Regions from separate parts of the Homo sapiens genome. Here region 2 is linked to region 1. The links are chromatin loops, found by intact Hi-C in ENCODE. Cell type or tissue: PC-9. All regions are shown on one strand. Links, peaks and the distances in the headings refer to the core of each region. The heading gives the core; the rest is flanking DNA. Region 1 overlaps TMEM196 (transmembrane protein 196). Region 2 has its middle 140 kb from the start of TMEM196.

Evidence for each region. Peaks named below come from ENCODE experiments on the same cell type or tissue, not always from the same donor. Only the 100,000 strongest peaks of a DNase experiment are listed, where the experiment ranks them.
Region 2: it touches region 1 in a loop (2.6-fold over the local background); 1 of 110 quality-filtered maps calls a loop at or near these places.

What each region holds. Positions count from the first base shown.
Region 1 is chr7:19,751,939-19,757,326 of GRCh38, forward strand. All of the region lies in intron 1 of TMEM196 (transmembrane protein 196), which reads right to left. All of the region lies in intron 1 of LOC107986774 (a long non-coding RNA gene), which reads left to right. Among named protein-coding and RNA genes, the nearest start is that of TMEM196, 19 kb to the right of the region's middle. In PC-9, for the core only: CTCF peaks have their summits at 1,205, 2,790 (motif pointing right) and 3,000; a DNase peak (open chromatin) is centred at 2,743.
Region 2 is chr7:19,912,979-19,918,366 of GRCh38, forward strand. No RefSeq gene overlaps it. Among named protein-coding and RNA genes, the nearest start is that of TMEM196, 140 kb to the left of the region's middle. In PC-9, for the core only: no CTCF peak of the experiment used is centred there; a DNase peak (open chromatin) is centred at 3,183; H3K27ac peaks cover 1,198 bases.

The sequences.
Region 1 (5,388 bases), core at 173-5,172:
CTACAATTAACAAGATTTCAAGGATTGTAAGTGGACTGTCTTCTGGAAAATAATTGTGTATTAATTTCTATTTACTCCAAAGGAAGTCTTCGAAATGCTACCAATCATACTTGTTTCTGAATGTCATGTTTTAAAGCATAATGTTATATTCAGATTGTGTCGATGCTCCAAGAAACTAAAGAATAACATAAGATGTTGGTCATCATAAAAGCTTATGTCTAGTTTTGGCTCAGCCTACAATCATTTTGCAATTCAGTGTGCATGTAGCCAGATGCACAGCAGTTAATGAAAGAGATCTAGACTTACATTGTCAGCTTCAGACTCAAAACATGAATCTCAATCCTGTTTCCACTCACCACTTTTCCTGTGTCTATTACTCTTATTACTGTTCTCTCAAAACTCAAAGACACTATTGATTCCCCTCTCCTCCTACGTCATTTTCATCACATTAATTACAGTGTGCCATTACTTTTATATCCACAGTGAAATTTAGCTTTTATTCAAGGCCTCACCAGCCCTTAACAGGATTATTTAAGGGCTTTTGAGCGAGTCCCTCTGCCTTTAGTTTCTCTAATATCACTCACTCTAAGTTCATTCCTAGTATGATTTTTAGCACCTTATTAGTGCCTTATTTTCTCGTTCAATTTTTTTAATTTAATTTTATGTATTTCTTTCTTTCTTTCTTTCTTTTTTTGAGATGGAATCTCGCTCTGTCACCCAGGCTGGAGTGCAGTGGCCCGATCTTGGCTTAGTGCAACCTCCGCCTCCCAGATTCAAGCGATTCTCCTGCCTCAGCCTCCCGAGTAGCTGGGACTACAGGTGCGCACAACTACGCCTGGCTAATTTTTGTATTTTTAGTAGAGACAGGGTTTCACCATGTTGGTCAGGCTGGTCTCGAACTCCTGACCTCGTGATCCACCTGCCTCAGCCTCCCAAAGTGCTGGGATTACAAGCATGAGCCACCCGCCCGGCCTTTTTGTTCAATTTTTAAAATCAATGTCTCTCCAAATTTCTTGGCCTGGCATCAGGGCCCAAATGGATGGTTCCAAGCCAATTTGACAACTGGTCTACTGTGGATCTTCTACAGCCAAAGTGCACTTAAATTATTCTGTACACTCTCAGTTTATCCCTTTTTGCATATTCTACTTCTCTTCTTGGACAGTTTTATTCTTATTCTTACTATTCTCCAGGGTCCATCTGAAATTCTCTGCTCAGATAAAATCCCATCTTTTTCTCCTAATTCTCAGAGTACCTTTTTTATGTGGCTTATTACGTTTTGACTCATAAATATTTATATGCTTATTATCTCTGTTACTACCCCTTAAGCACTTTAAAGAGAAGTCTATTTTTTATTCTATGTTATAACCACCACCAGCACCCTACTCCCACTCAGAATAAATCAAAGAGGTACAATTTATCTAAACTCATTTTCTTACCCCTTCCCAAACCTGCCTTCATTTTTGTTTTTCTGATCTCAGCACATGTTCATTCTCTTTAACCCAGGCAGAAAGTCCGACTTAATTGCCAATCTTTTCAACCCATGTTTTTAAAAGCGTGACTCCCATGAAGTCTTGTCGAATCTGCATCTATAATTTTTCACGTAATTCCATTGCTCTTGGTGTTCCCTTCATTCTGACTCTTAATTTTAATATTAAAGGCATACACAATCCCCCTGCCTCTAATTCTTCACACTATTCCCTAGGTGATTATTCTTAAAATAAATTGATTCTAGTCTCCCTTATCCTCAAACATTTTTTGTACCTGTTCATTTCTAAAGAAGAAGGCTTCAAATCCTATAGTCTAATACTCAGGTTCCTCATAGTTGGACCAAGCCTACCTCTTCAAGCTCCCTTCTTTCTGTTCATTCTGTGCTTAGAAACCAACATTCTCTTGGCCATTCTCAAGCTCTCATAGGCCTTGCCTCCACGAGTTTGGAATATCTCTCCTCCTCTCTTTTCAAGCTCTCTCTACTTTGTTTTTCCAGGTTTGCCACCGAAGGCACATCTTTCATGAAGTCATCTATGACCCTCTTCACCTTCCTTGTGCATCCACAGGATTTGCATACACTTTATTGTGTATTGAACTATATTTATGTGGATTGAGTAGGAGGTAGTGTAGCTTAGTGATAAGGAATGACTACTCTGGAGTCATACTGACTGGGTTTGCATCATGGCTCTCCCATTTTCTGGCTGTGTGGCTTTGAGAAAGTTACTTATTTTTCCACAGTTTCCTCTTTACTGAGATGCATAACAGTGTACACTTCATAGAATAGCTGTAAATGTTAAATAAAATTGTAGGTATAAGTCACTTGGAAGAATTCAAGTGCTCGCTATCTATTATTGTTTGCAGGTATGTTTCTTCTAACAACTCTAAAGCCCTTGGATCCAGAGTCCAGTCTATTATTTATATTCAAATTCTCAGCCAAGTGCTTCATTCAAAGTTAGCCCAATAATTATTTGTCAAATTGATTCACTGGAAGCAGATGAAAAAAATCATCAGAATTTCCAAAAAGAGAATATGATTAAATGTTAATATTATAATTACAACTCTAATCAGTAGAATACAGATGGGAATCTTTTACAAGTAATCTGAAAGCTTGCAATACATCGTGAGCATTGTTTGAAGTGTGTTGTTGCCAGAGTGCAGGTTTTGATGAAATTCTTTTCTGTAGTCATGGGCTAAAAGCTTGTCAACTAACTACTCGTGGCCATGAACTATAAGAAAAAGGAAAAAGAAAAAAAAAAGTTCTGCAATTCAGAACAGAACCTCTAGGTGGCGACTCTATCTTCCTTTGTTATTTATTTACCTTAAGCAAGTCAATTAATTCTCTGGGCTTCATCTTCAAAAAGAGACAGTTGGATCACATGAAATTGTGAATCTCTCCCAGCTCTGACATTTTCTGATCACGAATCTATATAACCCTATTTTTTCCCACTCATTTTTAGCAGGCATTTCTTCGGTGTCTACCATGATGAAAATCACAGCTGATACAGCACTTATTATTTATAATGAAATGATTCTCTCCATTCTTTTTATAAGAATAAGGAGACTAATGGTAATATCACGTAACTATGGTCTTAAAGGGACAATTCATGTGAAAGTGCTCAATCTTGGGTTATGGTACATGGCAGGTGTTAATAAATGTTTATCTTCCTCCTTCCATGTGAAAAATTTCTTTTTGAACATCAGGATTCAGTGCAATTATTAACTTTATTTGTGATGCTTTCTTTAACCTTTCTACTTAGGCAAAATCTAACAAAATATTGTTTTAATGCATATTTTAACACTGATGCCCTGATCATACTTTTTGGTAATTATTAATTATATATCTGTCATTGCAAAAGGTTTTAAACTCCTCCTGGTCGACTGCTATTAAAATATATATTAAACCTTTATCACTAACATGAGACGTGCACATACAAAAATTTCAGTGAATGTTTGGTGATGAATAGATCGATGAGTGAATGAATTTCAGTTCAGTGGGAGAAGTGGGAAATAGTCTTCCCTTGCCTGGAACACTTTTGGTACTTGCCAGATTATACTATACTTGAAATCCCACTAATAAAAAGTAACAGAGAGACTTTGATTTTACTAGTAAAAAAATAAGATTGAAAGTATTGTGTCATGGGTACAAATAATTTAAGGGTTCATTTTGAGAAATGCTGTACTGTAACACCTGTTTCTGGTGTCACTACAAGGCAAATAAGCCAATTCTGCCTTTCCAGTTTATGAATATGCCAAAAAATAACACAAATTGTCTTAAAGACTTTCCTCATCTATTGTTAATGTCTTAGCAAAACAAAATGTGAGGCCAGGCGTGGTGGCTTATGCCTATATTCCAGCACTTTGGGAGGCTGAGGCAGGCAGATCACTTGCAGCCAGTAGTTTGAGACCAGCCTGGCCCACATGGCAAAACCCTGTCTCCACTAAAAATATAAAAATTAACCAGGCATGCTGGCATATGCCTGTAATCCCAGCTACTCAGGAGGCTGAGGCACAAGAATCGCTTGAACCTGGTGGGCAGAGGTTACAGTGAGTCAAGATTGTGCCACTGTACTCCAGCCTCCAGCCTGGACAGCAGAGTGAGACTCTATTTAAAAAAAAAAAAAAGCATGAAGTTTCCTGACCAGCTACTCATTTCTTTTGATCAAAAAAAAAAATGTATTCAGACAAAAGCTATGCAATAGAAATCTAATGTAAGCCACAAATGCAAACCACATATATCACTATTCTTTTTAGTAGTACATTAAAAGATCAAAAGGGGGATTTCAGCAATGTAGTTTATTTAATCTAATATATAAAAAGTATTGTCATTTTTCCATGTAATCAACATAAAACGACTTGAGACATTTTACATTCTTTTTTCCATACTCAGTCTTTGAAATCTAGTATGTATTTTTTACCTGTAGCACATCTTTGTTTTTTAAACTTTTATTTTAAAAGTTACGTGTGTAGGAGTACATCTGCAGGTTTGTTATATGGGTAAACTTGTGTCATGGTGGTTTGTGGTATAAATTATTTCCTCAACCAAGTATTAAGCCTAGATTCATTAGTTATTTTTCCTGATCCTCTCCCTCCTCCCATCGTCCACCCTCTGAAAGGCCCCAGTGTGTGTTGTTCCCGTCTATGAGTCCATATGTTCTTATCATTTAGCTCTCTTATAAGTGAGCTAATGTCTTATTAGCTCACTTTAAAAGTGAGCTCTTATTAAAAGTTCTTATTGAAAGACATTAGCTCACTTATAAGTGAGAACATGTGGTATTTGGTTTTCTGTTCCTGTGTTAGTTTGCTGAGGATAATGGCCTCTAGCTCCATCCATGTCCTGCAAAAGACCTGATCTTATTCCTTTTTATGTCTGCATAGTATCCCAGGTATATATGAACCGCATTTTCTTTATCCAGTCTATCACTGATGGGCAATTAGGTTAATTCCATGTCTTTGTTATGGTGAATAGTGTAAAGCACATCTTAATTCACACTAGCCACATCTCAAGTGCTCAATAGCCACATGTGGCTATTGGCTACTACATTTTACCATGCAAGTCTAGATGAGGCACAGTTCCAGTAATGGCTACAAGTCAAGAAAAGACAAGTTTCTTCCCAAATATCTTATCACTCAGAAAATACAATGTTTTCCTAAATTAGCTCTAAAGGCAGTTTGCTTTTTACCTGCATAAGTTTTCTGATAACCTATAGTGTAATATCCCCAAAACTTGCATCTTATATTGCAGTAGATACTTTTTTTTTTTTTTTTGAGATGAAGTCTCAGTTTGTCACCCAGGCTGGAGTGCAGTGGCGCAATCTTGGCTCACTGCAACCTCCGCCTCCAAGGTTCAAGCGATTCTCTCATCTCAGCCACCCAAGTAACTGGGACTATAGGTGCGTGTCA
Region 2 (5,388 bases), core at 112-5,111, 160 kb after region 1:
ATAAAGCAAGTATCACAATATAGCAAATCACTGAAGTTTTTAGCTTCTCAGTTCATATAAAAGTTATGTTTACCCTATACAATAGTATATTAAATGTACAATAGCATTATGTTTAAAAAATCAATGTGCATACCTTAATTAAAAAATACTTTACTGCTAAAAATGCTAACAATCATCTCAGCCTTCAACAAGCCATAATCTTTTTCCTGGTTGAGTGTCTTGCCTCTGTGTTGATGACTGCTGACTGATTATGGTTGTGGTTGCTGAAGGCCAAGGTGGCAGTGGCAATTTCTTAAAATAAGACAGCATTGAAGTTTGCCATATCGATTGGCTTTTCCTATCACAAAAGAGCATGAAATCTTGTTTTATAGCATTTGATCCACAGAATAACTTTCAAAATTGGAGTCAGTCCTCTTAAACCCTGCTGTTTCTATATCAACTAAGTTTATGTAATATTCTAAATCATTTGTTGCCATTTCAACAATGTTCACAATATCTTCAGCAGTTCTTTTGCTATTCCTATCCCATAATCGGTGACTTCCTCCATTGAATTCCTGACCCCCTCAAAGTCATCCATGAGGGATGGAATGAACTTCTTCCAAATTCTTGTTAATATTGACATGTTGACCTTCTTCTACAAATCATGAATGTTCTTAAAGACGTTTAGAATGGTGAATCATTTCTAGGTTTTCAGTTTACTTTGCAAAGATTCATATGAAGAATTACTATCTATAGCAGCAATAGCTTTACAAAATGTATTTCTTAAATAATCTGACTTGGAAGTCAAATGATTTCTTGATCCATGGGCCATAGAATGAATGTTGTGTTAGCACACATGAAAACAACATTAATATTTTTGCATAACTCTATTACGGCTCTTGAGTGACCAGGTACACTGTCAAGGAGCAGTAATATTTTATTTTATTTTATTTATTTCCTTTGAGATGGAGTCTCACTCTGTCACCCTGGCTGGAGTGCAGTGGCACAATCGCGGCTCTCTGCAACTTCTACCTCCCCAGTTCCAGTGATTCTCCTGCCCCAGCCTCCTGAGTAGCTGGGATTACAGGCATCTGCCACCATGCCCAGCTAATTTTTGTATTTTTGGTAGAGACAGGGTTATGCCCTGTTGGCCAGGCTCTTCTCTAACTCCTGACCTCAGGTGATCAACCCACTACAGCCTCCTAAAGTGCTGTGGTTACAGGTGTGAGCCGCAGTGCCTGGCCAGGGACCAGTCATATTTTGAAAGAAATATTTTTTCTAAGCAGTAAGTCTCAATATGGTCTTAAAAAGATTCAGGAAACCATTCTGTAAACAGATGTACTGTCATCAGGACTTTGTAGTTTTGTTTATAGATTACAGGCAAAATAGGTTTAGCATAATTCTTAAGAGCCCTGGGATTTTTGAAATGGCAAATTAACATTGGTTTCAACTTAAATTCACCAGCTGCATTAGCCCTTAACAAGAGAGTCAGCCTATCCAGTAAATGCCAGGCATTTACTTCTCTTTAGCTATGAAAGTCCTAGATGGCATCGTCTTCCAATAGAAGGCTGTTTCATCTACATTGAAAATCTGTTGTTTAGTGTAGCCACCTTCATCAATTATCTTAGCTAGATCTTTTGGATAACTTGCTTCAGTTTCTCCATCAGCACTTGCTGCACCTTCCACATTTATGTTCTAGAGATGGCTTCCTTCTTTAATCCCCATAAATCAACCTGTGTAGCATCAATCTTTTCCTCTCAGCTCCCTCTTCTCTCTCAGCCTTCACAGAATTGAAGAGTTAGGGCCTTGTTCTGGATTAGACTTTGGCTTAAGGGAATGTTGTGGCTGGTTTGATCTTCTATCTATACCACTAAAACTTTCTCCATAACAGCAATAGGTTTGTTTTGCTTTCTTATTATTTGCATGTATTTACTGGAGTAGTACTTCTAATTCTCTTAAATAATTTTTTCTTTGCATTCACAACTTGGCTAACTGGTGCAAGAGGCTAAGTTTTTGACCTGTCTCAACTTTCAATGTTCTTTCCTCACTAAGCTTAATCATTTATAGCTTGTGATTAAAAGTAAGAGACATCTAACCATTTCTTTCACTTGAACAATTAAGGACCATGGCAGAGCTATTAATTGGCCTAATTTCAATATTCTTGTGTCTGAGGACATAGAAAGGCCTGAGGAGCAGGAGAGAAATGGGGGAGTGGCCATTTGGTAGAGCACTCGGAAAACACACATTCATTGATTTAGTTCATTGTCATGGTGCACTCAAACAATTACAAAAGTAACATCAAAGGTCACTGATCACAGATCACCATAATAGGTATAATAATAATAAAAATATTGTAAATAATATGAGAATTATCAAAATCTGACACAGAGACATGAAGTGAGCACATCCTGTTACAAAAAAAATGGCCCCAATAGACTTGCTTGATACAGAGTTTCCACAAACCTTCAATTGGTTAAAAACTGCAGTATCTGTGAAACACAATTAAGTTAAACAGTATAAAATGAGATATTCCTGTATTAAGTTACTAAGTGGAGGTGTTTTAAAAGATACGAGAGACAGAAGAAAAAATCTATGCCTTGTCTTCTTGTCCACAGGGATCTCAATTTAGCTGAAAACAGAGACATATATGCCTTTAAAAAATAAAAATTAAAAAAGCTCATCTTGCATGTTTTGTGCATTCTGTTTCTACCTGGAACACTCTCTCTATCCCCTTGCCTGACTCTTCCTAGCTGACTCCTTTCCTTTAAGATTCTAACTAAAGCCTGCATTTTCAAGGAGGACTTTCCTGTTCCCAGGAGACTTACCTTGGAATTTCCTTATCAATCATTTAGCAGCATTCTGCACTTTCCCTTTTATTATCACCCTTTACAGCAGTGAGTTGCTTTTTGTCTCCTTTTTTGTCTACTTCTGAATTGAGAAGAAGCCCAATAAATTGAGAAGAAGTGTCAAATCAATAAAAACCTTTGAAGAGTAATTTTAAAAGTTAAAAACTAAATGCCATTGACAGTTTAAGAAGGAAAATGGGGACTTTAGGCAGCAGAAAAAAAATTCATATAGAAAGTTAGGGTCTGATATTTTTATTGGTAATAAAAATGAAGATGAAAGGTGGAATTATGCATGGTGATAAAAACTGATTGAAAGTGTGGATTCACACTTAAGGAAAAGTAAAAATTGCCATTCATTTCTGGCCTGTGAGTCACATCTAGAATCAGCCTTGACCTGGTTGACACATTACATTCTGCACATACCTAACAGCTCTAATTAATGTGTGTGCAGATCATCAAATGAGTTGGCATTAGTAGAAAAGAACAAAACAGTTTTTTTTTTTAATGTGGAGGATAATGGTTGAGCCAGCTTTCTGTTTTATTACTGCCAAATGGCTTGATCATGGAAGCAGTGCGCATAAAAATGTCAAAGGATTATGGAAAAAGCTATTCCTTCAGTTTTTAAATGGACATAAGATACTTATGGACTTGATAACAGGAGCTATTTTTTGTTGAATTTTCAACCAATTTTATAAAGCTTTCCTCTTAAGGAAAGTTATTGGTCTCAGAACTTTTAAAATTGAAAGAAATCATCCCAGGTTGCTGAATATGACTTTCTTTTTTTAGTTTCCTCATTCAGTAGAACATATTCTTTCCCTGATATATTGTTTCAATAGAAATTTGTATTGTTTTCATTTATCAGGGAAGTATGAAAGAACTGATTATGCTGAACAGATGGCAATGCCCATTACAGAATAAGGGCCAGAACAATTTCATGCAAGTTCATATCTTTGCAATGACATTACCAGTGATTACTAAAATATAATTTTAAATTTATCCAATCATTCTGTAAGATGTACAAAATTTCTCACTTATATTTTAAATTGCTAATTATTTTGCACATTTTTATTGTCTGTTATTAGACAGAAAATCCAGAAGGATGATTGTTTTCTAATATAAGTGCAATATTGCTTAGTTATTTGAATCTTAAAATGAGTGAACATGAGACTGTTGTAAGTCTCAACAAAGACAAATAAATAAAAGGGTAATTTATTCATTTATTTATGAATAAATTGGATTTTTTAGTGATGATCTTCATCTAATAAACATAGATCCTCAAATTCATATCAATCATTGCTCATTGTTAACATGTAATTGGGGGATTCATAATTATTTTTCTAAGGTCTAGGTAAAAAGATTGTAGGGTCTGTTAATAATTTATTTCATCACGGGTTCTGCATGGTATTCTTTTCCTAAGCCAAGACTGAAGAAGATGGAAGAAACAGCTGCAGTTTTAATACTGTATTTCTACTACTTTCAAAAGGTAACAAAGGCCTATTTGTTAGATAAAAGCTGAGATGTTGGCACTTCCAGTCATACTATCAGTCAATGTGCCTATTTAACAACTTTCTCCATGGCCAGATAGTTTGTTAAAATGAAACTATGATTAATCTGTTTCTCTTTTTTATTAATAGGTAAACATCTTAGAAGAGTACACTTCATTCTTTAGTCCAGCACCACATAGCTTTGGTCCCTTCCATGGTTCCAAATTAGTCTTTTTTTTTTTTTTTTTTGAGAAGGAGTCTTGCTCTGTCACCCAGGCTGGAGTGCAGAGGCACGATCTCAGCTCACTGCATCCTTCGCCTCCTGGGTTCATGCGATTCTCCTGCCTCAGCCTCCTGAGTAGCTGGGATTACAGGCGTGTGCCACCATGCCTGGCTAATTTTTGTATTTTTAGTAGAGATGGCATTTCACAATGTTGGGCAGGCTGTTCTCAAACTCCCAATCTCAGGTGATCTGCCTGCCTTGGCCTCCTAAAGTGCTGGGATTACGGGCATGAGCCACCACGCCCTGCCCCAAATTAGTTTTTACTGTGATCATTAATGACCAAAAATCCAAAGGTAATTTCCCATCCAGTGGCGTAAAACTTTATCTCATGTACTTCTGTGACTTGAATTATCAATTATAGTCTAACAGCTCGCTCCCAGATCTATAACTCCAGACCAGATATTCCACCTGAGGTTCTGATTCATATGTCCAAATGCCTATCGGGCAACTCAATTTGGATCCCTATAGAAAATGTAAGCCCCACAAGTCCAAAACCACTTAGTTCCTTTATCTGTAAAATTGGATGGTAAAAGTTCCTAATTCATAGAGACAGTAGTGAGAATTAAATAACAATCCCTACCATATATAAAGCAGTCAGTAATATTAGTTATTATTATTATTATTGTTATCAGTGTCCATATTATTATTCCTAGTTGATGACTTGATTCCAATTCATACCTCGTCCCTTGGACATCTCATTTTCTCAGTGGGTTCTCTTCAGTCTCCTTGCTCTTAATCCTCCAGGCTAAGCAGTGTCTTAAATGTGAAGTCTTTAAATCATATTCTAAGCCAGTAT